Linked DNA regions of Homo sapiens: region 2 is linked to region 1. Evidence: chromatin loops called from intact Hi-C (ENCODE). Cell type or tissue: endothelial cell of umbilical vein. All regions are shown on one strand. Each heading gives the region's core, and the rest is flanking DNA. Links, peaks and the distances in the headings are about the cores only. Region 1 overlaps TANC1 (tetratricopeptide repeat, ankyrin repeat and coiled-coil containing 1). Region 2 has its middle 32 kb from the start of TANC1.

Region 1 (15,441 bases), core at 4,279-12,278:
GAGAAATAAATTGTTGTTTAAGCCACCCAATCTATGTTTGGTTTTGTTTCTTTAAATTTTTTGAAAAAGATGGGGTTTCACCATGTTGCACAGGCTGGTCTTGAACTCCTGGGCTAAAGCAATCCTTCTGCCTCAGCCTCCCAAAGTGCTGGGATTACAGGTGTGTGCCATGGCACCCAGCCTTCTGTGGTATGTGAAAAGTAGCAGCCTGAACTAAGACATAGGACAAGTGAAATTTAAACAAGATGTAGACTGTAAAGTGTAGGGTCGTGGTGGTTGCAATTTCCATGTCACCATCTTCCCTGGAGCCCATCTTCAGCTTCCCTCGTGTGACTTGGTCGCCATGAATGGATTCCCATAGTATCTGTCCCCTTGATTGTTTATCCTCAGTCAAATGCCCTCCAGTGGGATTCCACCCTCTGGTCTGTGTTTTCTGGCAAGCATGTGTCGTCTTGACATGCAGCACAGCCCTCCTTCGGGGCTTTGTTCCCTGGGAATAGGACATGAAAGTGGAACACAGTGGGTTCCACTTCTAGCCCTGCTGCCAGCTTCTTGGATTATTCATCTTTTCCTGGTTTGCACATGATTTGTGTGAAGTGATTAAAATGTTATGTATGTAGAATTACCCTATACAGGAAGCCAGCTCTTAGAACTGGTGATGTGAGTATAAAGGTCTAAGAAAGCAATGGTTCTTGGCAGAAAAGAGAAACACAGGTAAAGCAAAAAGGCAGGATGCCTGGTGGTGCCCTGCCTGGGTAATTTGTGAAGCTGCCATGTGCACACTATGGAAATGAGAGCCTGTGATTCATGAAGCTGATGGAGAGTATAAATGCTGCAAGGTGGTCCAGGTTTGCTCTCCAAGCAATGAGAACAAAACTCCGGTTGAAACTGAGCACATAGCTACATACTGTTCAAAGCTGTGCAACACAGCAGAGAAACACAGGTGCTCCTTACACAGGTAAGTGATAAAGTCAGCACTTGAGGCAGAAGCCTTTGTGTCAGGTTACCCTTGAACATCCCTCAGATGGCTTAAATGCCATCTGCAGACATGCTGTCTCTTGATGGCACAGCCGTTGTTCTGCCATTTAAACAGATTGTTGTTTATTTGGACGAGCACCAGATGAAGTAGATAGCTTGTACTCAGGATTACACTGTACCAGAAACACATACCTGGTACACCAGAATCCCGTATAGGAGGGGCACGTGGGGCTGAGACGGGCTGAGGGACCAGCAGATGAGTCTGCACCACAGTTGGCAGTGCTGCCTCCTCCTCTTAGAGTGCACACAATGGAATGCAAGTGAGGTCATTGTGCCCTGGTCACAACTGCACCATGATGCCAGATGGAGGCGTCCTCTGAGAACACAGCGAGTATTATGGAGGCTTCTATCTTGGGCTGTTTGAAGTTTGTTTGATGTTTCACCAGGACTTTGGATGTAACACTTGGATATTGAAGGTCTTTGGTAATCACAGAAAAATATATGCCCATTGTACGCCTTGTAGAGTCTAGTGTTAACATTTGATACAGAAATTGTATGTCTTGAAGTGAGACGTACAAACTAGAATCTCCTGTTGTGTCAGTCAGAAAGAGATTGTGGACTACAGCTCTTCAGTGAAAATTCAGTAGGGATTTCTTTTCTTGAAAGTATTTTTACAAAATAATTCACTTTTTTCAGTTATACAGTTGCTATTAGAGCAGATATGTGCACTCAGAGTTGAATGAATGTGTATGCACTCATATGTACATTAAAATTTGAATGTAGGCATGCAAAATATTCTCAGTAAGTTTTTTGGGTTTTTTTGTTGGTTTGTTTTTTGTTTTTGTTTTGTTTTTGAGACAGAGTCTCACTCTGCTGCCCAGGCTGGAGTGCCGTGGTGTGATCTCATCTTGCTCGGCTCACTGCAACCTCCCCCTCACAGGTGCAAGTGATTCTCCTGCTTCACCCTCCCAAGTAGCTGGGACTATGGGCAGATTCCACCACATGCAGCTAATTTTCGTATTTTTAGGAGAGACAGGATTTCACCATGTTGCCCAGGCTGGTGTCAAACTCCTGACCTCAGGTGATCTGCACGCCTCGGCCTCACAAAGTGCTGAGATTACAGGCGTGAGCCACTGCACCCAGCCTTTTTTTTTTTTTTTTTTCTCGTTTTCCTAAGAGACAGGTTCTTGCTTTGTCGCTCAGCTGGAGTGCAATGGCACAATCACAGCTCACTGCATCCTTGAACTCCTGGGCTCCTGGGTGTAAGCAGTCCTCCCACCTGGGTCTCCTGAGTAGCTAGGACTACAGGCACATGCCACCATGGCCGGGTAATTTTTTTATCTTGCATTTTTATAGAGATAGGGTTCTGCTGTGTTGCCAGGCTGCTCTCAAACTCCTAGCCTCAAGCTATCCCCCAGCCTTGGCCTCCCAAAGGGCTGGGATTACAGGTGTAAGCCACCACACCCAGCCAGTATTTTTTTTTTTTAAGGTTGTGAAGTTTAAGCAGATTTTTTTCTTTTTAAACTTATGGCATTTTTTAAAAAAATTTTTTTGAGACAGGGTCTTGCTGTGTCACCCAGGCTGGGGAATCTCGGCTCATTGCAACCTCTTCCTCCTGGGCTTAATCGATCCTCCCACCTCAGCCTCCCAAGTAGCTGGGACTACAAGCATGTGTCACTACGCGTGGCTAATTTTTGTATTTTTAGTAGAGAAGGGTTTTCTCTGCCTCACCCTGTTGCCTTCAGCCATATTGCCCAGGCTGGTCTTGAACTCCTGGACTTGAGCAATCTTCCCTCCTTGGCCTCCCAAAGTGCTGGGATTATGGGCATGAGAAGTTTAAGCAAATCTTAGCTGCATTAGATGATTTTAGTATATTGTCCCTTTTACTGCCTCCTAAACAGAAAAATTCTACCCAGGATATTGTATTGTAGGAGGACAGACAGACCTGGGGTCAATCCCAAGTCCTTGTTCTTAGTGGCTCTGTTTCCTTAGAAGAGTACTAAATTAATGTCTCTAATAGTTGGTTTCCTCATTGAGAAAGGAGAATAACCTACCTACCATATGGGTCTTTGAGAGGATTGGAAGGAATGTAAAGTGCCTGGCTCCTAGAATATGTTGGAAGAATGCTGCCCTTGCCATGTTCCATCAAACTGGTCCTGACATCTGAGATTGGGGTAAATCGCCCCTTCTGCCTTTTATTGTCCTCTCTCCTGTATCATCCTCTTTTGCCTTTAGTCTGTTTCTCTCACCTGGAGAATAGAGAAGGCACCACTCCTTCAGTGGAGGACTCTTGAAATCTAATTGCTTGCCAGGCACAGCAGTGCACTTGTAATCCCGATTACTGGGGAAGCAGAGGCTGGAGTATAACTTGAGCCAAGGAGTTTGTGATAAGCCTGGGCAGCATAGTGAGACTCCAGTCTCTTAAAAATTTTTTGAACAAAAAAATCTAATTGCTGACATTTGGACTTGGGTTAGCAAATATTGTTGAAACCATGAAAACCAAATTATTCATCATTGGGATCTGAGTTTTTGAATTGTGGGCACGGCTCTGTGGATGAGCTGACCCATCTACAGCTTCTGTGGGAAGGGTCTTGCCAGATACTTAATTGGTTTTCATTTCCTGAAGTGTGTGTTGCTTCCAGCCAAATGCTTTATGCTTATTTATTCTTAGTCCTATTGTAGCTTTTATTAAAAGTGATAAAGATCAGTGAGAGCACAAGGAACCAAGTTTTAGAGGAGTGTGAAAAGCAGTTCACAAGACAACGAGCTGATACCAAAGATTATGGGGACTGAAGGTAGGGAGCCAACCAAGCACCCAACTGTCCTCCTGAGGGGAGGACAGATGTGGCCTGGCTGTAAAGAGATGCCTTGCAGGGGCCACCTGAGTCCCATAAGATTGTCAGGAAGAAATGATATCAGTGGCCAGGTCAAGGAGCTATCCATTAGTTTCTGAGGATGTAATATTTACTAATATTTACTTGGTTTTAGGTTTTACTGTACAGTTAATTTTTTCTTATAGTTTGTGGTATTTTAACAGGCAAGCAGGTGCTTTTAAGGTGGGGGGAAACATCTTAACTGTAGCCTGAAATCTTGACTTACTGACAGTGTTGCTAGTAGAGTAGTGTGTGATACCCAGAAAGGAAAAAATAAACCTGTTGAGTTCAACATGTTTCCCCGAAATGAGCAAGAAACATATATCAGACTGCTTAAGAGAATCCCATTTTTATTTGCATTTTGACACTCTTTTATTATTTTTATGGTATACTTTTCCTGTTTCTTCCTTTCAACCTGGAAATTATTAGTTTGTGTGCCCTTTGGGCTTTAAAATAAAGTTCATTTTATTCTGTGGTCATCTCAAGAGCTCTTACTCCCCCAGTTCTCCTGGACTTGTTTTGGTGAGAGCCTGTTCCAGGATCCCTTTCATTGTAAGAGGACATTGTATGGGTGGATATGATGACTTTTGGTGGTGATCTTTATTTTTGCAAATGGCCTCAGAGGCACTCTGAGTTATTCAGTCTTTCACGCAGTGATTTCATGAGCTTCCATAAACATTTGTTTTATACCAGTTTATTGAGCACCAGCCATGTGTTGGGCTCTGGACTAGAGATGTGGTGGATATAAAGGTAAATAAATACTTGGCTCTAAGCTCTGGGGACCTCCCAGTTTGGCAAGAGATGACAACAGTGAAGACATTGAGGTGTCTACAAAGTGTTGTGACCTCACGGAGAAGAGCGAGACTCTCCTTTCGGAAGCTGGTAAGGGTGTGTGTGTGTGTGTGTGTGTGTGTATGTGTGTCCGTGTGTGTGTGTGTCATTGGAGGAGCCAGGTGTTTTATTTTGGCAGTGATGTCCTATGACAGAGTTAAGCAGAAGAGGGATGAAATAAATAGATTTGGTTTCTAGGACGGTAACTGTTTCACACAGGCCTCCTTGGGGTTGAGACTGGGACTCCTTGAGTCAAATGCAGTATAGTGGCTTAACTCTGCAGGGGAATGTGCAGTGTGGTGGAGGTTGATTTGAAAAAGTTTTAGGAAAAAGAATCTTTAGGTTGTGGTGACCTGTTTGTACATGAGAATTAGGGAAGGAAGAAAGTGCAGAAGGAAAGTACTCAAGGCAGGGGCTTCCTAGTCCTTTTAATCTCATGGCACATATAGGAGATTTTTGTACAGCAAATGGAATCAATGAACTGTCCCTCGGGCACTGCCCCAGACTCTGCCCAACGGTCCGGAGAGCTGAGAGAATCCATATCCTGGCATACCCTTAACTCATTTTTTGCATGCCATTGGGAAGCTTGCCGAGCTCTAGCTTGGTTTTCTTGATAGGTCAAGATTCAAAATATTCTGTTGTGCCTCATGACTTTGTTTTTCTCCCCAGTTTAATTTTCATAGTATTTCCAAGGTGGGCATTATTCCTGTGTTTTGGGTAGGAATTCTAAGGTTCTGAAAGGTAGAATTTCAGCCCTCGTTGGTCCTGGGATTCCAAGTAATGCTGTTTCTGCCCTACCACAGGTGTAGGTGCTGGTGTAATTAACTACAGTGTGGAGTGGTTTGACTTTGCCTATCTTGAACTTTGAGTGCTCCACGAAGCCATGCTTGTGAAGAGCACCAAGGAGTTGAGTGCAGAGTCTGAGCTAAGGTTGCTGGCCTCAAGAGAGAAAAGAGGATTTTGAAACAGGGCATCTGACGCAGAGGCTGTGAAGGTCAAGTATGATAAGGAATGAAAAGTACCTGTTAGTGGCTGGGCGCGGTGGCTCACACTTGTAATCCCAGCACTTTGGGAGGCCGAGGCAGACAGATCATCAGGTCAGGAGTTTGAGAACAGCCTGACCAACATGGTGAAACCCCGTCTCTACTAAAAATACAAAAAAATTAGCTGGGTGTGGTGGCAGATGCCTGTAATCCCAGCTACTCAGGAGGCTGAAGCAGGAGAATCGCTTGAACCCAGGAGGCAGATGTTGCAGTTAGCCGAGATTGTACCACTGTATTACAGCCTGGGTGACAGAGCAAGACTCAGTCTCAAAAAACAACAACAACAACAACAACAACAAAAAAAAAAAAACAAAGGACCTGTTAGCTTTTGGAAATATGGCAATTGATGACCTTTGAGCAGAATAGGCAAACTTTTTCTGTCAAGGGCCAGATAGTAAATATCTCAGGCTTTGAGGGCCACACAGTCCCTGTTGCGACTATGTAACTCTGCCATCGTAGTACAGAGCAGCCTTAGACAATACGTAAATGAGTGGTCATGGCTGTGTTCCAGTGATATTTTATGTATAAAAACACTCAGTGGTCCAATTTGGCCCCTGGGCTGTAGTTGGCCAATGTTAACTTTTGTCTCAGGAAAGGAAAGGAGAAATGGAAACTTAGCATTTATTCAACCATGTGCTAGACACTGCATGAACATTTTCAAGCCTGCAGCTTAGGTATGAACCCCACTTACAGTGAGTTGATGGAGCGCCCCAAGAGCTTAGTTATAACTTTGCTGAAGGTTAGACTGCTCGTTGATAACCAGTTGGGATTTGAACTTCAGTCTAATTCCAAAGCCTGGGTCATTTTCACTTTACTTCATTGCCACCCGGAATAGTGGCCTTCGATCACTCTCGAAAGGTGCAGATGGCACAGGAGCCCTCACACTCTGCCTTTCCACCATATCCTTCACATGACCTTCAGTGAAGCAGTGTTTGCTGCTTTACCCTCCTCTATGCTGAGGGTGAAAGGACTGTCAGGAACACAACCTAAATACAACATAGAAAGTAAAAGGACTCTCCTGTATGTGACGAGACCTCTTAGTTACCATTAAAGCTTGGGTGAACTTCTATTTTTAATAAAATTTAAATTCAGAATAGCGTTAGATTTATAGAGAAGTTGCAAAGAATGCAGAGTTCCCGTGCACTCCATACCAAGTCTCCTCTTATTAACATAGGACATTAGTATGACACACTTGTCAGAGTTAATGAACTGATATTGATACCTACTAAAGTCTGTACTTTATTCCTTTTTTTTTTGAGATGGGGTCTTGCTCTGTTGCCCAGGCTGGAGTGCAGTGGTGCAATCTCGGCTCACTGCAAGCTCCGCCTCCTGGGTTCACGCCATTCTCCTGCCTCAGCCTCCCGAGTAGCTGTGACTACAGGTGCCCGCCACCACGCCCGGCTAATTTTTTGTATTTTTTAATAGAGACGGGGTTTCACCGTGTTGGCCAGGATGGTCTCAATCTCCTGACCTCGTGACCCGCCTGCCTCGGCCTCCCAAAGTGCTGGGATTACAGGCGTGAGCCACCGTGCCCGGCCTATTCCTTTTTTTTTTTTTTTTTTTTTTTTTTTTTTAAAGCTTATTCCCAATGTCCTTTTTCTATTCCAGTATCCGAGAGGACACCATATTGCATTTAGTTGTCAGGTCTTAGACTCTTCTTGGCTGTGGTGGTTGCTCAGACTTTCCTTGTTTTGATGACCTTGGCAGTTTTGGGGAGTGCTGGGCTGGTGTTTTGCAGGTTGCCCCTCTACTGGAGTTTTTCTGTACTGGAGTTTTTCTGTACTGGAGTTTTTCTCTACTGGAGTTTTTCTCTACTGGAATTTTTCTGTACTGGAGTTTTTCTCTACTGGTGTTTTTCTCTACTGGTGTTTTTCTCATGATTAGACTGGAGTTACAGGTTTTGGGGCAGAAACCACAGAAGTGAAGTGCCTTCTGCTCCCATCTTTTGATGTACACAGTAGCTACCTGGCTTATCACTGTCTTGACTTCGATCACCTGGCCAACGTAGTGGGTGCCAGGTTGCTCCAAGGTGAAGTTATTCGTTTCCTTCCCTCCCCCTTCCATATATTAACATGAACGCATTTGTATGCATGCATAGATGCTGTATGTGGAGTGTGCTGTACTCTCCAGAAGGCAGGAAGTCGCTGTGTGCAGCCCACACTTAGGGGTATGGTGGTGTACACCACCACCATGAGAGTGGAGGATCTATGTAAATTGTTTGGAATTTTTCTGCATAGGAGATTTGTCTTGTTTCCCATTTATTTTCATCAGTATGGATTCCCGGGAAGATGAACTCCCAGTGTTGTACTTGGGTGTGATTCAGGAGTATGCAAGCCTTTCTGCCCCACTTTGTTGCCTTGTTAACTAAGGGAGGCTGAGATAAGTCCTCTCAGGTGCAGTCAGAGTCTGTCCTAAGATGGGGGTAGGGAGTTGCTGTGCCTCAGTGGTTTACTTTCTCAATATAGACTGTTAGCCATATGTGTGTTACCTGAAACCTTAAGGAGAAAGCATTTTTGGCCGGCCTGGAAAGGACACAAGCAAATGTAGCCTTGATGGTGGAGAAACGTCTCTAGCAGGGCTGTGCATCTGAATCAGCATTGAAGCAGCGCCACCTTGTGGTTGATGCTGAATGAGCTGTGTATTCGGCCAGGTTCTGTGATTCTTACCCTGTCTGCATGCTGTTCGAGTAGCTAAAGTACTTTAGAAAAGAAGAAACACTTTAAACTCTTAAAGAAAAAGAGAAGCTACCTCCTAACTTTGCCTTTGTACATGACTGGGTACACAAACAGCAGACATCTTAAAGTAAAAAATCTCTGTAGTTACTTTGTTTGACATACTGTTAATCATGTATTTTCTGGTAAGCCTTTTTGTCTCTGATTGTTCAAAATTGTTCAATAGCTGAGGCGTAAAAGTAGAATAGGTTATAACCCCAAGCCTCTGTCATATTTTTCTTTGGTATAGGCAGATTGGGCAGTTATTTTAATATTCATTCTTCTTTGCCCCCAAATGTCTTCAGATGTTTTTGTACACATGCGTAAGAGGTTTGAGCCTATGTAGGAAGTAGCCAGGGAGTCTACTGAAGTCCACTGTAATGTGTGGGAATGTGGAGCCAGTTATGATTAACAGCTGTCTGCATCCTGGATTGTTTAACCCATTGTTTACACCCACTCTTCAGAACCAGTGGAGGTGGGGGAGTTGGGAAGATGGTTTCATATGACCTGTGGTTGACCTGATTGACTGTTAGCAGGTGCTAAGATGGAGATCAGTTTCAGTTGGTTTTAAAAAAAATCAAGAAGCAGCCACTCTGTTGTAATAAATCATTGTATATTCAGGAATTCTAACTGTAATGTAAAATCTTGATCACCTGTTTTAGAGTAAGGTAAGCAATGACTGTAGTTGCTTTAACCAATAAAAATTCGACATCAACCTGAGCTGTAGCATGTTTAATGTGGAAACCCTGTTCTCTGTTTTGTCCTGAATGCTGAACACTGATAGGAAGTCAGATGCGGTAGCTGAGAGGTCACGATGGCCTGGGTTGCTGCAGGGGACGGCAGCAGGCACTCTTAGGAGGTGAGCTGCGGTCGTGGCTTATCTGGCCCCTCTCACTGATGTCACAGGTTACCTATGCAATCTGTGAGTGCAATTTGTCCTTTTTAGACTCTAAACAGATAATGGCTGAGCCCCCAAATATGGCTTTGCTGCTGCGCTTGATGTTTGCAAGAGGGAAGAGGTGTTTCAGATAATGGAAAGCATGTGCTTGCCAGTGTGAGCTCATCAACAATGAGGTCAGAGGAGGACAGTGCCTCTTGCTCGCAAGCCCAGCCTTCATACTGCCTTTTCTTTCAGTCTCAGGTGCAGCCTGTTGTGGGATTGTTAGAGGCCCCTTGCATGTGGTCTGACATGCCAGCCTTCTGACCATGTGCAACAGGACTGTGGGCTACTCCTGACTTCAGAGATAGCATCTTTGTACAGATGCCAGAGATGCCAGAGACACCCAGGAGTTGAGTCTGCTGGGGGACATGGACAAGGACGTAGGTGACAATAGTGTATGTGCTGTGGGGAAAGGATGACTGTGATAGCATGTGGAAGGTTCTAGAATTCAGAGGGTAACAGAAATGAGATGGCAGTCCTTACCAGCAGGGTGGGCACTGTGGGATAGGGAGTAGACAATGGTGGACTTGGACTTGAGGGAGTAGTTTGTTTATTTTTTTTTAATTTTTTTTTAGAATCTTGAACTTCCATTGAGTATTCTGAAAGGGAGAGATTGACTTTACATGGTGGAGGGACTATTTTGAGCCTTTTGATGTTGAGAGAAGCATTTTATGTACAAATGATATGAATTTTGCATTGCTATTCAGTGCATTATGGTTAAAAATTTTAAATATGGCTTCTCACAAGACTTAAAATTCAATGTGTCAATCTTGTGTTTAAAAAAATTTTAATTATTTTTAGAATGAATTTCACTTAAAGCTAAAAATTATGTATTTCAGGATAGGGTGTGGTGGCACAATGGATCATCACTCACTGCAGCCTCAACCTCCCAAGCTCAAGTGATCCTCCCACCTCAGCCTCCCAAGTAGCTGGGACTACAGGCACACACCACAACTAATTTTTGTATTTTTTTGTAGAGATGGGGTTTCACTGTGTTGCCTAAGCTGGTCTTGAACTCCTGAACTTAAGCGATCCTCCTGCCTCTGCCTCCCAAAGTGCTGAGATTACAGGCATGAGCCACCGTGTCTGGCCTCTCCTTTCTCTTTTACTTACGGCAGTTGAGGCCCACCTAGATAAGCCCCTCATCTCAGGATCCTTAACTTAGTCACATCTACACAGATGATTTTTCCAAATCAAGTAGCAAATACCATAGGTTCCAGGGAGTATGTCTTTGGGAACCATTATCAGTTTACCACACCTTCCTAACACAAGGTAACCTGATGGTCTAATAACATGTTTGCTGGAGTACTAGCTAGCATGTCCACATGTCCTGCCAGAAGAAGGAAAGAGAAGAGCAAAATGGGGTTTCTCCCAGCTGGCTCATCTTTGTAAACAGTCTTCCTTGAAATCCTACCTGATGCTGGCTCACCTCTCATTGGCTCTGTGGACCTAGCTGCCAAGGAGGCTGGGAAATGCAATTATTTATGCACTTAATTGCACTAGGGTGCTAAAGCATAATTTTCTCCGCTATTGTTGTTGTTTGAGACGGACTCCCACCCTTATCGCCCAGGCTGGAGTGCAATGGTGCAATCTTCGCTTACTGCAACCTCTGCCTCCTGGGTTCAAGTGATTCTTCTGCCTCAACCTCCTGAGTAGCTGGGGTTACAGGTGCCCACCACGATGCCTGGCTAATTTTTGTATTTTTAGTGGAGACGGGGTTTCGCCATGTTGGCCATGTCTCAAACTCCTGACCTCTGGTGATCCACCTGCCTTGGCCTCCCAAAGTGCTAGGATTGTGAGCCACTACGCCCAGCAGTTACGAGAAAGGCAATAGCATAATTCATTAATTAGGGAATCCAAAAAGATGTTAATGGTTTAGGAATTTGGGTTATAGAGATTTATATTGTCTGCCAGAGAATTGGTATGGACAAACATTGCTAGGGACAGGAATCATTTGCACTGCCAAGTTTTCTGCAATTTACAGACCTGTAAACTAGTCAATAGAAAGTCAAGAGTGTACACAGCTATGGAAAGATACTGTCGGAGGGTCTGCTTTACATAAGCAACATCCAGGCCCACTGAAGGTACACCCTGTTATCTCTTTTGTCCCTTTCCAAGTGTTTGAAACTTTTTATTTATTTATTTTTGAGAGATGCTCTCGTTCTGTTGCCCAGGCTGGAGTGCAGTGGCAGGATCACGGCTCACTGCAGCCTTAACCTCCCAGGTTGAAGTAATCCTCCCACCTCAGCCTCCCAAGTACATGGGACTACAGGCACACGCCACCACACCCACCTAATTTTTGTATTTTCTGTAGAGACAGGGTTTCACCATATTACCCAGGCTGGTCTGGAACTCCTGGGCTCAAGCCATCTGCCCGCCTTGGTCTTCCAAAATGCTGGAATTACAGGTGTGAGCCACTGTTCCTGGCCTATTTTTTAAAATAGTGAAAAATTAGGGCTTTCTTACAGAGGTGGAAGGAGATGATAGATGCTGGGGCTGGCCTTTAGCTGTTGCTCTCTATACATGGGTCAGAGATGTTTACCCAGGATTTGAGACTTGGGGACTTCCTATAACTGGGTATCACTATTATCATTGAAGTGGCCAGACCCTCTTTTCTAACTAAAAAAAAAATTTAATGTGTTTTTTTAAAATTAACATAGAGCAAAAATGAACTTTTTTTTCTCATTGTACAGATCTGTGACTGTCAAATGCACAGTTGTGTAACTACCACAAAGATACCAGTTCTTTCACCCCAAAATATTCCCTCATGCTGCTCCTTTGTAGTCAACACCCAACTCCTGACAACCCCTGAACTGTCCTCCAAACCTATAGTTTTGCCTTTTCAGATGTCGTGTTTAGAATTGTGTATAACCTTTTGAGTCTGGCTTCTTTCGCTTAGCCTAATGCAGTTGATTCATTCATGTTGTAGTGGGTATCAATTCTTTTTCTTTTTTCTTCTTTTTTTTTTTTTGCAGAGTAATACTGTTTTCCAAAGTGGTTCTACCATTTTGCATTTTCACCAACAGTATGAGGGTTTCAGTTACTTTGCATCTTCACCAGCAGTTTTTATATTTTGTTTTTTAAGTTTTAGCCATCCTAAAAGGTGTGCAGTGGTAGCTCATTGTCCAAGCTGGCCCTTTTAATGGTCTCAGTGCAACCTAGTCAGGTTGAAACTATGATCCATAGCTAATCTTTGGACCTAATCTGATTAAACTCATAAATCCTATTAAGAGCAACAGTGCTTACAGGTATTTCTCTAGAGACAATTGCGTTCTGCATCTCTGTTCCCTGTTCTTGCCCTTGATCTCTGCACCCTGATCTTGGCCCATGAGTGCAGGTAGAGGATTCGCTGTGTGTGGATGTATGCAGATGCATGCCAGAGCAGGTAGGTGTGAGGATGGGGCTGAAGAATTTCCTTCAGGTGCTCCCTTCCGATGGTGATTTTTTTCTGTATAGGGCGAAGGGTGGAGTGTGTATGTGCGTGTATTAGATTTGTTGGAGAAGGCTGGGATAGTCTTGACCTGGTCACTGTGGAGGATGGAAAGAGAGAGTGCTATTGAGTGAGACATAGGACTGCTCTGCCTTCACCCTCTCCTGGCTGGTTAGGGAGGGGTCGTGGAGCACCTTCTAATCAGTGGAAGCTTTCAAGGGACTGGGCTGGGACCCACGCTCCCCTCACCCCACCTCAACCCCTCCAACACCTCCCCATATCTCCCTTCTCACATTCCTCCCCTTACTTCTGAATCTCCTGCCCTGACAGAAATGAAATGGAATTCTGTGGTAGCCACTGTACTGAGTAAATATTGGAGAAGACATTCCCAAATTACAGGATTTCTTAGAAGTTACTAATTTATAGCAAATGAGTATAATTTACTTAAAAAGCAGAAATAAACTTTTTCTTATTGAAATATATATTTGTGCCCCACCTGAGTACATAGCTCTGTGCTAAACACTGTAAAGAAGCTAAACAGAGACAAAGTTCTCTTCCTCCAACTGCTTTTACTTCGTTTAGGAAATGGAAAGAGTAAAACCCCCTGCCTCCCACCTCTGTGGTCCCATTCAGTGACGCCAGTCTCCCCTCGTGCCCCCAGCCTCAGGTACAGCTCAATCGCTGCCTTCCTCCCTCCCGCTGCTGTTTTTCCCAAGTCATTTAACATCATACTGTTTTGTCTTCATACTTGAATTTTGAGCTTTCTTGGGCTGTGGGCAAGGTCTTGCATAGCTACTCCAGACAGGCCGTGCCAGTGGGTTTCAAACTTGAGTGGGAGGCCAGGTGAGGTGGCTCACACCTATAATCCCAGCACTTTGGGAAGCTGAGGCGGGCGGATCATTTGAGGTCTGGTGTTCGAGACCAGCCTGGCCAACATAGTGAAACCCTGTCTCTACTAAAAATACAAAAATTAGCCGGGTGTGGTGGTGCCTGTCTGTAGGAGGCTGAGGCATAAGAATCACTTGAACCTGGGAGGCAGAGGTTGCAGTGAGCTGAGATCGCACCACTGCACTCCATCCTGGGCGACGGAACGAGATTTTGTCTCAAAAACAAAAAACAAGCCTGAGTGGGGCATCGGAATCACTCTGTGGTCTGGGGAGGGGCTGAGAATTTGCATGTCTAATAAGTTCGCAGGTGATGCTGTTGCTGTTGGTCCAGGGGCTGGTCTGAACCCACAGGGAAAGAAAATTCTCAAGGATCCTGCCTTCCTTTTGGAGTCAGTTACTTCAGGCAGTGGAGGGCTCACTTCCTCCTTGTGCAAACAACAGAAGAGCCCTGTGGCTTAAGGCCTACTTCCTGAGTTCCTTAGACAAACTCTGAAATTAGCCATTCTAGGAAGATCGATCTTTCCTCCAGGGATATCTTTAAATCAAAGTTTGTGGTTGTTCAATTGTTTGTAGCTATTTTCTTAACCATTCCTACAAAGCTAAGGAAATCAGCTGCATTTTTTTTTTTTCCAGAGACAGGGCCTCATTTTATCACCCAGACTGGAGTACAGTAGCATGAGCATGACTCACTGCAGCCTCGACTTGTGTGATCCTCCCGCCTCAGCTCTCCCCACCCCCCGCCCTCCTCACCAAGTACAGGCACGCACCACCATGCCCAGCTAATTTTTGTATTTTTTTGTAGAGATGGAGTTTCACCATGTTTCCCAGGCTGGTCCTGAACTCCTGGGCTCAAGTGATCCTCCCACCTCAGCCTCACAAAGTGCTGGGATTTCAGGCGTGAGCCACCATGCCCAGCTGGTATTAGATTCTTTATGGCACATTGTAATTACTACCAAAAGTCAGAGGAAGTAAGAGCTAGAGATTTCCTCCTTGTGAGCTCACAACCAGGCATGAATGAAAATAAGGCTTAGGTGGAGTTCTGCCCATACAGATTTATTAGTAGGCTGTCACAGCACAGCCACACAACCTGCTTTATACGCCTGGTGAGGCTCCAGCTTTGTCCTTTTCAGGAGTCTGCTCTGACAGCAGCTTGCATTTGGTGTTTACCTGTAGCACATGAGACAGTGTTTCATAGACATTATGTCAGTGTTTTATTGCTGCCCTGAGAAATTACTACAAGCTTATCTTAAATCTATTATCTCACAATTCTTTAGGACAGAAGTCCAGGCACATCTGGCTCTCTTCTCTAGGTTTCCTTAGGCCAAAATCAAGACGGTAGCAGGGTGGTGTTCTGTTAAGGCTCAGGGGATGAACCACTTCCAGGCTCATTCAGGAGGGCAGAATTCAGTTCCATGTGACTGTAGGACTGAGGTCCCCATTCCTTCCTTCCTCCCTCCCTCCCTTCCTTCCTTCCTTCCTTTTTTGACAGAGTCTTACTCTGTTGCCCAGGCTGGAGTGCAGTGTCGTGATCTCGGCTCACTGCAACCTCCGACTCCCGGGTTCAAGCAATTCTCCTGCCTCAGCCTCCTGAGTAGCTGGGAATACAGGTGCCTACCACGCCCAGCTAATTTTTTGTATTTTTAGTAGAGATGGGGTTTCACCATGTTGGTCAGGCTGGTCTCGAACTCCTGACCTCAGGTGATCCACCCGCCTCGGTCTCCCAAAGTGCTGGGATTACAGGCGTGAGC
Region 2 (15,441 bases), core at 3,621-11,620, 180 kb before region 1:
TGTTTCATCTAGATTATCAATTTTGTGGGCATACCGTTGTTCATAATATTTTTTATTATCTTTTTAATGTCTATGGGATCTGTAGTGATGTCCCTCTTTCATTTTCGATATTAGTAATTTATATCTTCTCTCTCTTTTTCTTAGTTAGCTTGGGTAGAAGTTTATCCATTGCTTTTGGTTCTGTTGATTTTCACTACTGACTTATTTTTAATTCATTGGTTTTTGCTCTAGTTTTTATGGTTTATTTTTTCTGCTTACTTAAAATTTAATTTGCTCTTCTTTTACTAGTTTCCTAAGGTGGAAGCTTAGATTATTGATTTTAGAGCTTTCTCCTTTTCTAATATATACATTCAATGCTATAAATTTCTCTCTAAGCATTGATTTCACTGCACCCACAAAATTTGATGGTGTCCAAGTCTCCAGGGGCTTACAGAGTGTAAATGTGTATGAACAGGTGAGTCATGGGCCCCTGGATTTCCAGGGAGCCTACATTTCCTGCTTTCTGTAGCATGTGGTCCAGAGTCCTACTGAGAAACCTGCTGCAGACACACCCTTCCCAGTAACCAGCTAACTAACCAACCAAAACCCAAGAAACTAGGAAATCCTAACCAGTGTTTCCTAATCATCAGATTTCTGAGGGGTAGGGTCTGAGTATCTGTACTTTTTAGGCCCTCTATGTGATTCTGATAGACTGGTGCCTTAACTACAACCACACTCTTCCATTTGCATTTACCTGAATGTGATTCACTTTCAGGCTTCAGTATATGATGTTCCTTTGGTCTAGATTTCCCTTCCTCCTCCTGCTCATCCTTAAAGTCCAGCTCAGAGGTGGTCTCCTCCATAAAACCTTCACAGAGGCTCTCTTCTACCCCCCTCTATCTTCCTACCCCACCCACAAATTAGAATTAGTCATTTAAATGTCTATGTCTGCAGACTGGGCCATGAGCTACTTGAAAGCAAATGTAGTGACTATATTCATTATCTATTCCTGAGTAACAAATTACCCCCCAAAACCTGCTGGCTTAAACAACAATAAACGTTTATTAACTCACAGCTGCTGTGGTTCAAGAACTCAGAAGCAGCTTAGTTGGGTGTTTTAGGGCCTAAGCCTCTTATGAAGTTGCAGCCAACATGTAGGCCAGGGTTGCAGTCATCTGAAGGTTTGCCTAGGGCTGGAAAATCCACTTTCAAGATGGCTCACTCAAATTTCTAGCAAGCTGGTACAAGAGGTTAGCAGAAGTTCTCAGTTCCTTTTTGATACAGTGTGGATGATTGTGGCCTCTAAATCTCATGTTGAAATGTGATTCCCAATGCTGGAGGTGGAGCCTGGTGGGAGGCTCCCAGGTGTGGATCCTTCATGAATGACTTGGTGCCCTCCCCACAGTAATGAGCTCATGTGAGATCTGCTTGTTTAAAAAGGAGCCTAGCACCTCCTTCTCTCTTGGTCCCTCTCTCGCCATGTGACACACTGGCTCCTAGGCCTTTTGCCATGATTATAAGTTTCCTGAGGCCCTCTCCAGAAGCAAATGCTAGCACCACACTTCCTATACAGTCTGCAGAACTATGAGCCAAAATAAACCTCTTTTCCTCATAAATTATCGAGTCTTGGGTACTCCTTTATAGCAAGGCAAATGGACTAATACACTCTTCACATGGATCGCTTCACAGGGCTGCTTGGGTATCCTCACAACATGGTGGCTGACTTCCTTCAGAGCCAGTAATATAAGACAGAGCACAGTGAAAGCGTCAATGTGTTTTATGACCTAGCCGTGAAGGTCACACACCACCACTTCTGCATATTCTATTGGTCATGCAGGCCAGCCGTGATTCCATGTAGGAGAAGATTATGGAAGAATGTGTAAATATGGTCATGTACCGCATAACAATATTTCTGTTAGCAACGGGCCAAAAATAAGATGGTAATCCCATAAGATCAAAATACCATAGTTTTACTGTACCTTTTCTATGTTTTGATATGTTTAGATACATAAACATTCACCATTATGTTACAATTGCCTACAATACAGTAGCATGCTGTACAGATTCGTAGCCTAGGAGCAATAGGTTATACCATATAGCCTTGGTGTGTAGTGAGCAATACCATCTAGCTTTGTGTAAGTATATTCTATGACATTCACACAATGACAAAATCATCTATGGACACATTTATCAGAATGTATCCCCGTTGTTAAGTGACACATGACTGTATGAAGAGGTGGAGATCATTTGGGGCCATCTTGGGGGCTGACTACCACAGTGAATATCTGTTCTTTTTGTCCATCGTTTGCTCCTTTCCCTGTGTGGAAAACATATTTCATGTTGTACAACTGCTAGTAAACCCTCCTCATCCAAAGGAGAAGCAGGTAATCAAAGTGTGGCCAATCTGAGGACTTCATTTCCCTAACCAGATTGGTCAGTCAGATGGGCATGTGATCAAGTAGAGCCAATCAATATCTTTCTAGATTTTTGATAAGTGGATTCTTATTGAGAGATGATCTCTATTCCTGTACTTCTTTGAGCTCCAAAAATGATCTAAGCTGGAGCTTCTTATAGCCATTCATTCAGGTTATAGTGGAGGAAGCTATCTTTGGTAAGAGAAAATGAGGCCAGCACACAAACAGGCAAAGATGAGCAGAGATGAAAACAGAAAAAGGAGTCCTAATGAGATCATTTGAGTCCTCTTGATCCAGTGATGCCTGAAATTTACACCCAGACTTTTCAGTTACATGAGTCAATACATTTCCTTTTTTTTTTTAAGCTATTTTAAGTTACTATCACCTGCAACCAAAACAGCCCAACAGATCAGCAGGGTCTATATCTTTTTCCTCTTAAATTTCTTGCATTGGGATTAATTCCTAATACTCAATTCAAATTTGATGAATACATTATTTAACTATTATACTTTTACATAAAAACAATCTGGTACATGCAAACACTGGGGATTTTTTTAAAAAATACTTGACAACTTTCTAAGTAACAGTTACAAGAACCCTAAATATCTTAGAACCTCTAAAAGTTTTGGAATCTGGCAGCCCCCAAAACCATTGTTAGTCTGCTATGCTCAGGGTCAGTTTTCTATAGCTCTGTGTAATGTGGTTGAATGAGTCATTCACCAGGATCCTGAATATACACGGAGCTAGTTGGGGAGACAGGGCTGCTGCTGATGAGTACCACGTTGCCTTAGTGACAGGAAAATGGGAAGGGGCCCTGAGTGGACCTCCAAACACTCACTTATTTAATATGTGGATAAAATTCTGTTGCAGAAATTAAGGTGAGTAAATGGGTTTTTAAAAAAATCCATAGAATGATGGTTGTGGCTGGCGGTTTATGTCCCCTCTAAGAGCCATGGCCAGAGAGGAACTTGCAAAGGAAAGATGCAAGATCAGGTTTACAGCTGCTGGTGAAGAGTCCACTAAATAACCATGCTAGTAATCAGATTATCCCAACTTTTGCCCTCACTGAGAGGCTGAAAGGAACATAGAAAAACATGAATGTTTTGCTGTGACTTAGATCAGTAACTTCATGTGTGAATGGTTGTTCTGGTATAAGATATTATAGGGAGATATAAAAAGAAAGGAAGTCAAATACGGAAAAGAGAGAGGCAAGTTGTCTGCCTTTTTCTTCAAAGCCTTCTAAAATTCCACAGTTTTGTTGCGTCTAGGAAAACTGTTATACACATCATCAACCAAGCGACAGATCTTTATTTTTAATTCATCACAGAAGTCTGCTGCTGAAATGATGCTTGAGAGAAAAAAAATCTCTTGTTGGTAAGAGCCTTTCCTGAAGTCAAGGAAAACCTCAGAATTCCTTAGTTTTCCCCTGGGCTTTTATAGCAAGTCCAGTTTTCTTTAACCCTATAAATTCCTATTGTGGCTTCTAGTCACATACCAACTGTTATTCTTCAGAAAGGAAACTACGGTATCTAAATCAGGTACAAGCCTGGATTCCAGAGTCAGACTGCCTGAATTCAAATCATTGCTCCCCCACTTACCTGATCTGTAGAACCTAGGACAAGTCACATTTTGTGCTTCAGTTTCCTCATCAGTAAGATGGGAATAATAATGTGATGAGCTGGGCACAGTGGTGCATACCTGTAGTCCCTTGGTTTCTGAATACAAGAAGCTGAGACAGAAGGATCACTTGAGCCCTGGAGTTCAAGGCCAGCCTGGGCAACACAGAAAACTCTGCCTCCAAAATAATAATAATACTAAGATAATAGTATGTCTTTACTAAGGTATGGCTTAGAATAGTTACTGGCACATAGTAAGCCCCATATAATTCTATTATTATAATTATATAGACAAAGCCACATGTTTTTCTATAAATCTTCCTTGAAGTTTGACCATCACATGTAGATTTTTTTTTCCTATTTGGCCCTCTTTTAAAAATTATTATTAAATACATCTCATGGTAACTACTTGCGGATAGTTAAATGTTGTTAACTTGTTCAAATCAGTTTGGTGGTACACTGTTGTTAGTGCCTTGCTGGGGCCTTCACCCCTTTGAGTCACGGGAGCTTGGATCTTCTGCCCCTGCACAGGGTCACTGGGTGATGAGGTCCATGAAAGTGAGTCTTGGGCCTATCAGCAAACAAGCCTGAGTCAGGCAAATCAGCCTCATAAGCTTGGTGAGCTCCAGACTCTCTGGCCATAGTCTTCCATGAAGTATTCACTTGAACCAGACGCCACAATGCCCCAGAGCAGAATCCAGTGGATCAAACTACTGGGTGCTGCCTTCAGTGGCAGGCACAATACTAAACAAACACCTAAGCCTGGAGTACCATTCTGGGCTCACCCAAAACTGAGTAGCTGGGACCACAGGGACACACTACCACACTGGACTAACTTTTTCTATTTTTTGTAGAGATGGGGTTCCACTACGTTGCCCAGGCTGGTCTCAAACACCTGGCCTCAAGTGATCCTCCTGCCTCGGCCTCCCAAAGTGCTGGGATTACAGGCATGAGCCACCACGCCCAGCCTAAGAAGTTATTTCTAACATCTCTTATGCTAAACAATAAATTCACTAGTGTAGATTCAGAAAGGAATAGTTGAAGGAGCTATAGTAGCTATAGATTCCAAGTCCAAGGTGCTGATTAGGGCCCTTAAATGCTAACAAACCACCCCCTGGAGGGTTATTCCCCATCAGACTACTTCAAATGTTAATTAGCAACTGCTAGGGTGAATATTAGAACTCACTTTGAAAGCACAAACATATATCTTGCTGTTTAAGCTGAAGTATTTAAATTATTACAATAATTGTCTAATGTCGGTAAAACCCTCAAACCACAACTTGACTTTTTTTTTAGGTGACAGCCTGCCTTTGACTCTGATTTTTAAAGATATTCATAGGTGTCTCATTAAAAGTGAATGATTAAAATAACATCGGCTGATACAATGCTGTGTTTGCAAGGAAGCTTCACAGCTCTTGATATTATAATTGCTGGAAAATGTATTTTCAGATGTGTGGGCAGATTGGAAGTGATTCTACATGTGACTTGGGCACATCAGAGGTAGCACTAACTAGAGCTCTTTAATACCAGAATTATCAGTGGGAAACGGTCCTCAAAGAAATAGATTTTTGATGAAGCAAGTGGAATTTTATAATTTAAATATCAACATATCAACACAGGAAATCTTTTAAATTTTTGCTCTGTATAGAAAACAAGTATTTGGTTATGGTACAAAAACTATGCAGCCAACACCACAGCAGAGTTCATAGGCATGTTTATTTAGGACACATCTCACTCGTTTGCTTTTGAAATTTAACTGAAAGTAGGTCACAGTAGGCAAAATATTAGAAGAAAATATAGATACTTATTTTTAGTGTCCTTGATGGTACATAAGTTTGGCTCTTGTTAATTGCAAGGAGGGTAGCAGGAGGGCATGGATTTATTGCAGGATGAGGGAGAGAAGGCAGAAGGGAAGAAAGATTCAGAGGGCAATTGCCAAAGAAAGGCTTTGTCTACTTTGAAGTGGATCTTAACCAAAGGTTTTGTTTTTGTTTTTTGTTGTATTGATAGGGGAAGTGAAGAAACCCTATAATCATTGAGGAGCAACAACTCATTGGGGTGTAAGCATGAAACTATTTGACTGCTCTCAGCTTATTCTTGTGGAATCCCTGCTTTACTCTGGGCATTAGGCTCTCTTGATGTCTTAATGATGTCTCCATTCAATTCCATAACTTCCCAGTCCCATTTCTAAATGCTCTGTTTCATTATTATTTTTTTTTTTTGAGACAGTCTTACTCTATCCCCCAGGCTGGTGTGCAGTGGCACTATCTCGACTCACTGTAACCTCTGCCTCCCTGTTCAAGCAATTCTCATGCCTCAGCCTCCCGAGTAGCTGGGATTACAGGCATGCACCACAACACCTAGCTAATTTTTTGTATTTTAATAGTGACAGGGTTTCACCATGTTGCCCAGGCTGGTCTCAAACCCCTGAGCTGAGGTCTTCCACCCACCTTGGCCTCCCAAAGTGCTAGGATTACAGGCGTGAGCCACCACACATGGCATCCCATTCATTTTGAAATTCAATCACAAAAACAAAATGTCAAAAGCAGGGAATTTCAAGTTCTCTGTTCTCCTGCCCCACTGTCCCAGTACCTGCCAGTCCAGCAAGGGCAAGGATGGGAGCTATATCTGCTCTTGCATACCCATCTTCTCCTCCTTTCTCAGAGAGGACCACCCTAGGTTTGGAAGACAGAATGAGAGGCACGGTCATTTTACTTGACTCCTCTAGATAAGGGATGGAGGGGGTGGGCACTGGGTGCTGTCACCGAGGTTGCTGCTGCCTCTGTAACTCCAAGAGAACTTCTTCCCCCTCTGTAGCTGCCCATGTTGTTGCTCCCTGGGGACACATGTCCCGGCACACAGTCCCTTGACGTGGGATTTCTAGCTCAGCCTGTTCTCCCCCTCACCCCAGGCTGCCCCTCACTCAAGTGATCTTCTTGTCCAACACTCTCTTGGATGTGGTACTGGCAAGATAGCTCAAGCCCACTGCTTTGTCAACTTCACTTATGGGAAACTCTATTTTTTGCAGCACAAATGGTGGAAATGCAGTCTGGAGCCTCATTAACAGTGAATTAGAGCACTTTGTAGAACACTAGGGGAACAAAAGAAAACAATCTGTCATTAACTCAAAAGGAATGCACCACTCCTGAAAGCATTGCAATTACATGCTGAGGCATGGAGAGGATAGAGCAAGCTCCCAAACCATCTCCCAATTCCAAATATTAATTTAATTCCCTGAACTTAGAGACCACATTTGATGCTTTAACTGATAGGAACAGATACTACATTTGTTTTTAGCCAATAGGCGGATAATGCGTCTACTTACGCCACACCTCTCCTATTTCTCAGTTGAGGTGGAGGCTGACACCTCAGCTCCCTACAGCTCTCCAGTGCTCTCAAACTTTCCCTGATACTGCTCTGACCTGATGTAATGCTCCCAAGGAAACATCTTTCTCACTGAACATAATCAGTCTCAGTATCTTATTCCTGAGGCCTGACCCAAACATCTATTTTGTGTATTCACACTCATAAACCTAAGTGGTCAGCTCAATCCTTCCAGCTCCCATATTTTCTGAACCCCTTTGGGAGTCAAGGGACAACTCTGGGAATCATGTCAACAAACCCTTTCTTTTAAACTTTTTATTATGGGCTGCACATGGTGGCTCATACCTGTAATCGCAGCACTTTGGGAGGCCGAGGTGGGTGGATCATTTGAGGTTAGGAGTTCAAGACCAGCCTGGCCAACATGGCGAAACCCCATCTCTACTAAAAATACAAAAATTAGTCGGGCGTGGTGGCAGACGCCTGTAATCCCAGCTACTCAGGAGGCTGAGGCAGGAGAATCACTTGAATCCGGGAGGCAGAGGTTGCAGTGAGCCGAGATAGTGCCACTGCACTCAAGCCTAGGCGACACAGCGAGACTCTGTCTAAAAAAAAATAAAAGTTTTTATTATGGAAATTTCTGAACATCTACAAAAGTAGGGAGAATAGTATGATAAATTGACATGTATCTACCACACGGCTCAACAGTTGTCCACTCATGGCCAACCTTGTTTCAAATATTCCCTCACCTACTCTCCCTTTCCTCTGAAACATGTATCCAAAATATAGGAATTCTTTTTGTTCTCTATTTTTTAAATAGAGATGGGGTCTCATTATGTTGTCCAGGCTGTACTCGAACTCCTGGACTCAAACAATCCTCTTGCCTCGGCCTCCAAAGTACTGGGATTACAGGCATGAGCGGCCTCTTTTTGTTCTTTTAAACCTAACTGCAATACCATCCACACACCTAAAAAATTAATAGCAATTTCTTAATTATCATCAAAAATATCTAGTACGTACTCAAATTTCTTCAATTGTCCCATAAGTCAAGATCCTAACAAGGTTTACATATTGTATTTGAAACATTACTTATATGAGTCAGAGTACATTATGTTATGCTGTTATGTTTAGCAGACAACTTCAAAATTGGAGTGGCTTACAACAACCCAGATTTATTTCCTGCTCACGTGAGTTTCCACTGTGAGTCAGCCCTGCATCCTCTTCACTCCTGGCTACAAGCTAAAGAAACAATCTGTGTTTGGGATATGCCCAGTTCCTGGCAGATGGAAATGAGGAATGGCTGAAACACACAATGTCTTTTAAAGTTTCTGCTCAGAAGTAGCAATCAACCATCACATTTGCTCACATTTCACTGGTCAAAGCAAACCGCATGGTCAAAGCTGATGTCAGCAGAGAGACGGGAAGTGTAATTTTCCCTATAGGAGACAGCATCTGTTATTGGGAAGAATACAACCTATTCTTACGCCTCTTTTAATTTACAGGTTCCCCTCCTCATCTTGTTTTTTCAGTTTATTGATTGAAGAAAATGAGTAATTTGTGCTTTAGAATTTCCTATATTCTCTGCAGTGTGTTTGTTTAACATATCTCCATGTCACTTCTAGTTCTTCTAAACTTGTAATTAAATCTAGAGGCATAATTGGACTCAGAAAAAAAATTAAGGCCTAAATAGAAGTACTAGATCTTTATATTGCTGTGTGAAGTCATTCAAAAATCCAAATTTTTGGCCAATTTTTGACCTTCCTTGATGGTCATGTGAGTTGTATCAGTTATATCTTGCTGTGTAACAAATTATCCCCAAACCTGGGGGCTAAAATCAAAAATAATCATATATTATCTCATGGTTTCTGTGAATCAGGAATTCAGACAGGGCAGAAGGGCATGGCTTGTTTCTGCTTTATGATTTCTGTGATCTCAGCTGGAAAACTCAAGGACTGGGGGACTGAAATCATCTGGAGGCTTGACTGAGGCTGAAGGCTCTGTGTTCAAGGGGCTCATTCACTTCATTCACAAGTTGGCGTTGGTAAATTGGTTCTCTTCCATATGGGCCTACTCATCTCGCTGCTTGAGCATCCTCACATGGTGGCTGACTCCCTGCAGAGTGATTGATCCAAATGTTGAAGCAATTGCTCCAATGTTGAAGCAGCAATGTCTTTTATGACCTAGTTTGGGGAACTCATTCACTGACACTTCTATTGTTTGCAAAACCAGCCCTTACCTAATATGTGGGAATAGTCTGCACAAAGGCATGAATACCAAGAAAGGAGGTGCACTGCAGACCATCTTGGAGGCTGACTACTATATACATTAAGTGGTTTTTGATGTTAAAAAACAAAAAAGAGCCAGGCACGGTGGCTCATGCCTGTAATCCCAGCACTTTGGGAGGCCGAGGTGGGTGGATCATGAGATCAGGAGTTCGAGACCAGCCTGACCAACATGAAACCCCGTCTCTACTAAAAATACAAAAATTAGCCAGCCGTGGTGGCACGTGCCTGTAATCCCAGCTACTCAGGAGGCTGAGGCAGGAGAATTGCTTGAAGCCAGGAGGTGGAGGTTGCAGTGAGCTGAGATGGCGCCACTGTACTCCAGCCTCGGCAACAAGAGTGAGACTCCGTCTCAAGAAAAAAAAAAAAAAAAAATCTACACTGTGTATGTTCTGTGCAACAATGGTTTACAGCATTTGAGATGTCATGATCCAATAGAATTTCAGAGGAAAAGCTTAGAAGTTCCTAAATGGAACTAGTAGATCTTTATTTTGGCATGTAAAAAGAGCAACCTGTTAACCATCATTATTTTTTATTTTTTATAAAAGTATTTTTCATACAGAAGGATATTATCTCAAAATGAAGAATCATTTTTTGGATGTGGAACAGGGAGAACTCTTCTAAATTGCTAGTGAGGATGTACATGGAGAACCCACTTGGAAAATATTCTGTAGTCAAGGTGAGGATTTACGTACTCTGTCACCCAACGTTTCCGTTTTTTTTTTTTCCTTTTGAGACAGGTCTCCTATGGTGCCCAGGCTGCTGTCAAACTCCTGGCTCCAGCAAGCTTCCTGAAGAGCTGGGAATACAGGTACATGTCATCATGCCCAGCTTTATCACCCAATATTTCTACTCCTAGCCATATATTTACGCTAAAGAAATGCATATACACTCATGCCAGGAGTCATGTACAAGAATGTTCATAGCAGCTTGGTAATAATAGCCCCAGACTGGCAACAAACCAAATGTCCATCACCAGTGGCATAGACAGGTAAACCGGTGTGGAGTCATCCCTCAGTATCCGTGGGAGATTGGTTTCAGGCCCTCGCAGATACCAAAATCCGCAGATGCTCAAGTCTCTTCTATAAACTGGTGTAGTGTTTGCATATAACCTACACACATCCTCCTGTATAATTTAAAGTCTCTCTACATTACTTATAATACCTAATACAATGTAAATGCTATGCTATACCATATTTTTAAATTTGTATTGTTATTGTCATATTGGGTTTTTAAATATGTTTTTGATCTATGGTTGGCTGTATTAGTGGATGCAGAACCAGCAGATATGGAAGGTCAACTGTATATTTATACTATATGCTTCCATCTTTATAAAGTCTCCAAATAAGCAATACACGCATACCTCATTTTACCGCATTTCACTTTACTGGACTTCACAGATACTGCATTTTTTACAAATTGAAGATTTGCTGCAACCCTGGCATCAAGCAAGCCTACTGGCACCATTTTTCCAACAGCATGTGCTCACTCGTGTCTATGTGTTACATTTTGGTAATTCTCACAATATTTCACACTTTTTCATTATTATTATATCTGTTTTGGTGATCTGTGATCAGCGATCTTTGATGTTACCATGTAATTGTTTTGGTGCACCATAAACCGCATCCATAGAGGATGATTAACTTAATCCATAAAATGTGTGTGTTCTGACTTCTTCAACAACCAATCTCCTATCTTTCTCCCTCTTGTTGGGCCTCCCCATTCTCTGAAACACAAAAATGTTGAAATTAGGCCAATTAATAACTCTACACTGACTTCTAAGTGTTCAAGTGAAAGAAAGAGTCACATGTCTCTCACCTTAAATTAAAAGCTAGCAACAATTAAGCTTAGTGTGGAAGGCATGTCAAAAGCCAAGATAGAATCCCAGCACTTTGGGAGGCTGAGGTGGGCAGATCACGAGGTCAAGAGATTGAGACCATCCTGGCCAACATGGTGAAACCCTGTCTCTACTAAAAATACAAAAATTAGCTGGGTGTGGTGGCACATACCTGTAGTCCCAGCTACTCGGGAGGCTGAGGCAGGAGAATCGCTTGAACCCGGGAGGCGGAGGTTGCAGTGAACCAAGATTGCGCCACTGCACTCCAGCCTGGTGAAAGAGCGAGACTGCATCTCAAGAAAAAAAAAAAAAAAAAGCCAAGATAGGCCAAAAGCTAGACCTCTTGTGCCAAACAGCCAAGTTATGTATAGAAAGGAAAAGTTCTTGAAGGAAATGAAAAGTGCTACTTCATTAAGCACATGGATGATAAGAAAGCAAAACAAACATTGCTGAGATGGAGCAAGTTTGAGTGATCTGGACTGATCAAACCAGTCAAAATATTCTCTTGAGTCAAAGCCTAATCCAGAGCAAGGCCCTAACTCACTTCAATTTTATGAAGGCTAAGAATGGTGAAAAAGCTGCAGAAGAAAAATTCAAAGCTAGCAGAAGTTGGCTCATGAGGTTTAAAGAAAGCCATCTCCATAATATAAAAATGCAACGTGAAACAGCAAGTGCTGATATAGAAGCTGCAGCAAGTTATCCAGAAGATCTAGCAAGATCATCGATGAGGGTGCCTACACTAAACAACACATTCTCAGTGTAGATGAAACAGGCTTATACTGGAAGAAGGTGCCCTCTAGATCTTTCATAGCTAGAGAAAAGAAGTCAATGCTTCGGTTCAAAGCTTCAAAGGACATGCTGACCCCTTTTGCGGGGGCCAATGCAGCTGGTGACTTTAAACCAAAGCAAATGCTTATTTACCATTCTGAAAATCCTAGGGCCCTTAAGAATTACGCTTCATATATTCTGCCTGTGCTCTATAAATGGAAATACAAAGCCTTGGTGACAGCACATCTATTTATAGCATGATTACCACTTTTTTTTTTTTTGAGACGCAGTTTTGCTCTTGTCACCCAGACTGGAGTGCAATGGCACGATCTCGGCTCACTGCAACCTCTGCCTCCCAGGTTCAAGTGATCCTCCTGCCTCAGCCTCCCAAGTAGCTGGAATTACAGGCATGTGCCACCAGGCCCAGCTAATTTTGCTATTTTTAGTAGAGGCAGGGTTTCACCATATCGACCAGGCTGGTCTCAAACTCCAGACCTCAGGTGATCCACCCGCCTTGGCCTCCCAAAGTGCTGGGATTACGTGTGAGCCACTGCACCCGGTGGGGTGTCACAAATGTTTTAAGCCTTCTATTGAGACCTACTGCTTACAAGAAAGGATTTCTTTCAAAATATTACTGCTTATTGACAATTCACCTTGTCACCCAAGAGCTCTAAGGGAGATGTACAAGGAGATTAATATTGTTTACATGTGCACTAACACAACATCCATTCTGTATTCCATGGATCAAAGAGTCAGTTTACCTTTCATGTTTTAACATTTAGGAAATATATTTTGTGAGGCCATAGCTGCCATAGATAGTGATTCCTCTGATATATCTGGGGGAAAAAATTGGAAACCTTCTGGAAAGGATTCCCCATTAAGAACATTTGTGGTTCATGGGAGGAAGTCAAAATATCACCATTAACAGGAATTTGGAAGAAGTTGATTCCAACCCTCATGGATCACTTTAAGGGGTTCAAGATTCACAGAAGTAAGTAACTGCAGATGTGATGGAAATAGCAAGAACTAGAATTAGAAGTAGAGCCTGAAGATGTGACTGAATTGCTGCAATCTCAGGATAAAACATGAACAGATTAAGAGTTGCTTCTTAAAGTGGTTTCCTGAGATAGAATCTACTCTTGATGAAGATGCTATGAACATTGTTGAAATGACAGCAAAGAATCTAGAATATTATATAAACTCAGTAAAGCTGCAGCGTGGTATGAGCGGATTGACCCCAACTTTGAAAGGTCTTCTATGGTAAAATGCTATCAAACAGCATCACATGCTATAGAGAAATCTGTCATGAAGGAAAGAATCCATCAGTGCAACAAACATCATTGTTGTCTTTTTTTCCCCGAGACAGAGTCTCACTATGTTGCCCAGGCTAGTCTTGAACTCATGGCCTCAAGCAGTCCTCCGGGCTCGACTTCCCAAAGTGCTGGAATTACAGACGTGAGACACCAAGTCCATTGTTGTCTTATTTTTTAAAATTTCCACAGCCCAGCCTGGGCAACATAGTGAAACCCCCTCTCTACAAAAACTGCAAGAAATTAGCCAGGCATGGTGCCATGTGCCTGTAGTTCCAGCTACCTGGGAGGCTGAGGTGGGAGAATCACTTGAGCCCAGTAGGTCAAGGCTGCGGTGAGCTGAGATCACACCACTGCACTCCAGTGGTGTGCAGTAAGACCCTGTCTCAAAAAAAAAAATTTTTTTTTTCACAGTCACTTCAGCCTTCAGCAACCACCATTTTAATCGGTCAGCAGGCATCACTATTGTGGCAAAACCCTCCACCAGCAAAAAGATTACAAGTCACTAAAGTCTCATGATGGTTTATGGTTTTTAGCAATAAAGTATTTTTAAATTACAGTATTTTTAAATAATGGTATGGTATTGATTCCTTTTTTTTTTTTTTTTTTGAGATGGAGTCTCACTCTATCACCCAGGCTGGAGTGCAGTGGCGTGATCTCGGCTCACTGCAAACTCCGACTCCCAGGTTCACACCATTCTGCTGCCTCAGCCTCCCGAGTAGCTGGGACTACAGGCTCCCACCATTGTGCTGCCGGCTAATTTTTTTGTATTTTTAGTAGAGACGGGGTTTCACCGTGTTAGCCAGGATGGTCTCAATCTCCTGACCTCGTGATCCACCCACCTTGGCCTCCCAAAGTGCAGGGATTACAGGCGTGAGCCACCATGCCCGGCTGGTATTGATTCTTTTAGACATAATGCTATTGCACACTTAAACTACAGTATAGTGTAAACATAACTTTTATGTGCATTGGAAAACCAAAAAATCTGTGTGACTTGCTTTACTGTGAGGTGCTCCATCAACAGTAGTGTAACAAAATGCTGCTAGGTGTCCAGTACTAAAATGAGCTATTAGCCAGGTGCAGTGGTGTATACCTGTAGTCCCTCCTACTGGGCGTCAGAGGTGGAAGGGTTGCTTGGTCCCAGGAATTTAAGTCCAGCCTGGGTAACATAGCAAGATCCTATCTCTGGAAAAAAAAAGCATCTCAAAACAGTAGACTTTAGTGCAGTCATTGAAAGGATATTACAATCCTTTGGAGATATTACAGATTTGGTTACCTCCTGAGTAGCTGGGATTACAGGTGCACACCACCATGCCCGGTTAATTTTTGTATTTTTCGTAGAGATGGGGTTTCATTATATTGGCCAGGCTGGTCTCGAACTCCTGACCTCAGGTGATCTGCCCACCTCGGCCTCCAAAAGTGCTGGGATTACAGGCTTCAGCCACCACGCCTGGACCATGTTTTATAGTTTATAATATTTTATTTCATTCTCACAACAGGCTGAGCATGGTGGCTCATGCCCGTAATCCCAACATTTTGGGAGGCCAAGGTGAGAGGATCACTTGATCCCAGAAGTTCAACACTAGGCTGGGTACCATAGCAAGACCTCATCACTACAAAAAAAAAAAATTAGCCAGCCATGGTGGCACACACCTGTAGTCCCAACTACTCGGGAGGCTAAGGTGGGAGCATTGCTTGAGCCCAGGAGTTTAAGGATGCAGCTAGCTACAATCATACTACTGCATTCCAGCCTGGGCAACAGAATGAGACCCTATCTCTTAAAAAAATAAAAAAAAAATACATAAATACATAAATAAAATAATAAAGACAAAAAATAGAGTCATGTTCATAACAATCCAATGAAATAGATGAGAGACCTTTAGTTATTTCCGCTTTTCCAAGAGGCCATTGAGG

Evidence for each region. Hi-C counts contacts between places; a loop is a spot of excess contacts. Peaks named below come from ENCODE experiments on the same cell type or tissue, not always from the same donor. Only the 100,000 strongest peaks of a DNase experiment are listed, where the experiment ranks them.
Region 2: a loop joins it to region 1, with 7 times the contacts of the local background. A loop is called at or near these places in 2 of 110 quality-filtered maps.

Annotation. Positions count from the first base shown.
Region 1 is chr2:159,110,433-159,125,873 of GRCh38, forward strand. All of the region lies in intron 4 of TANC1 (tetratricopeptide repeat, ankyrin repeat and coiled-coil containing 1), which reads left to right. Among named protein-coding and RNA genes, the nearest start is that of MIR6888, 69 kb to the right of the region's middle. RefSeq lists enhancers at 8,185-8,479, 13,155-13,668, 13,669-14,180. In endothelial cell of umbilical vein, for the core only: a CTCF peak has its summit at 8,342 (motif pointing left); DNase peaks (open chromatin) are centred at 8,329 and 8,799; H3K27ac peaks cover 762 bases.
Region 2 is chr2:158,928,660-158,944,100 of GRCh38, forward strand. It overlaps the pseudogene RNU2-21P. Among named protein-coding and RNA genes, the nearest start is that of TANC1, 32 kb to the right of the region's middle. RefSeq lists an enhancer at 348-517. In endothelial cell of umbilical vein, for the core only: no CTCF peak of the experiment used is centred there; a DNase peak (open chromatin) is centred at 8,552; H3K27ac peaks cover 1,852 bases.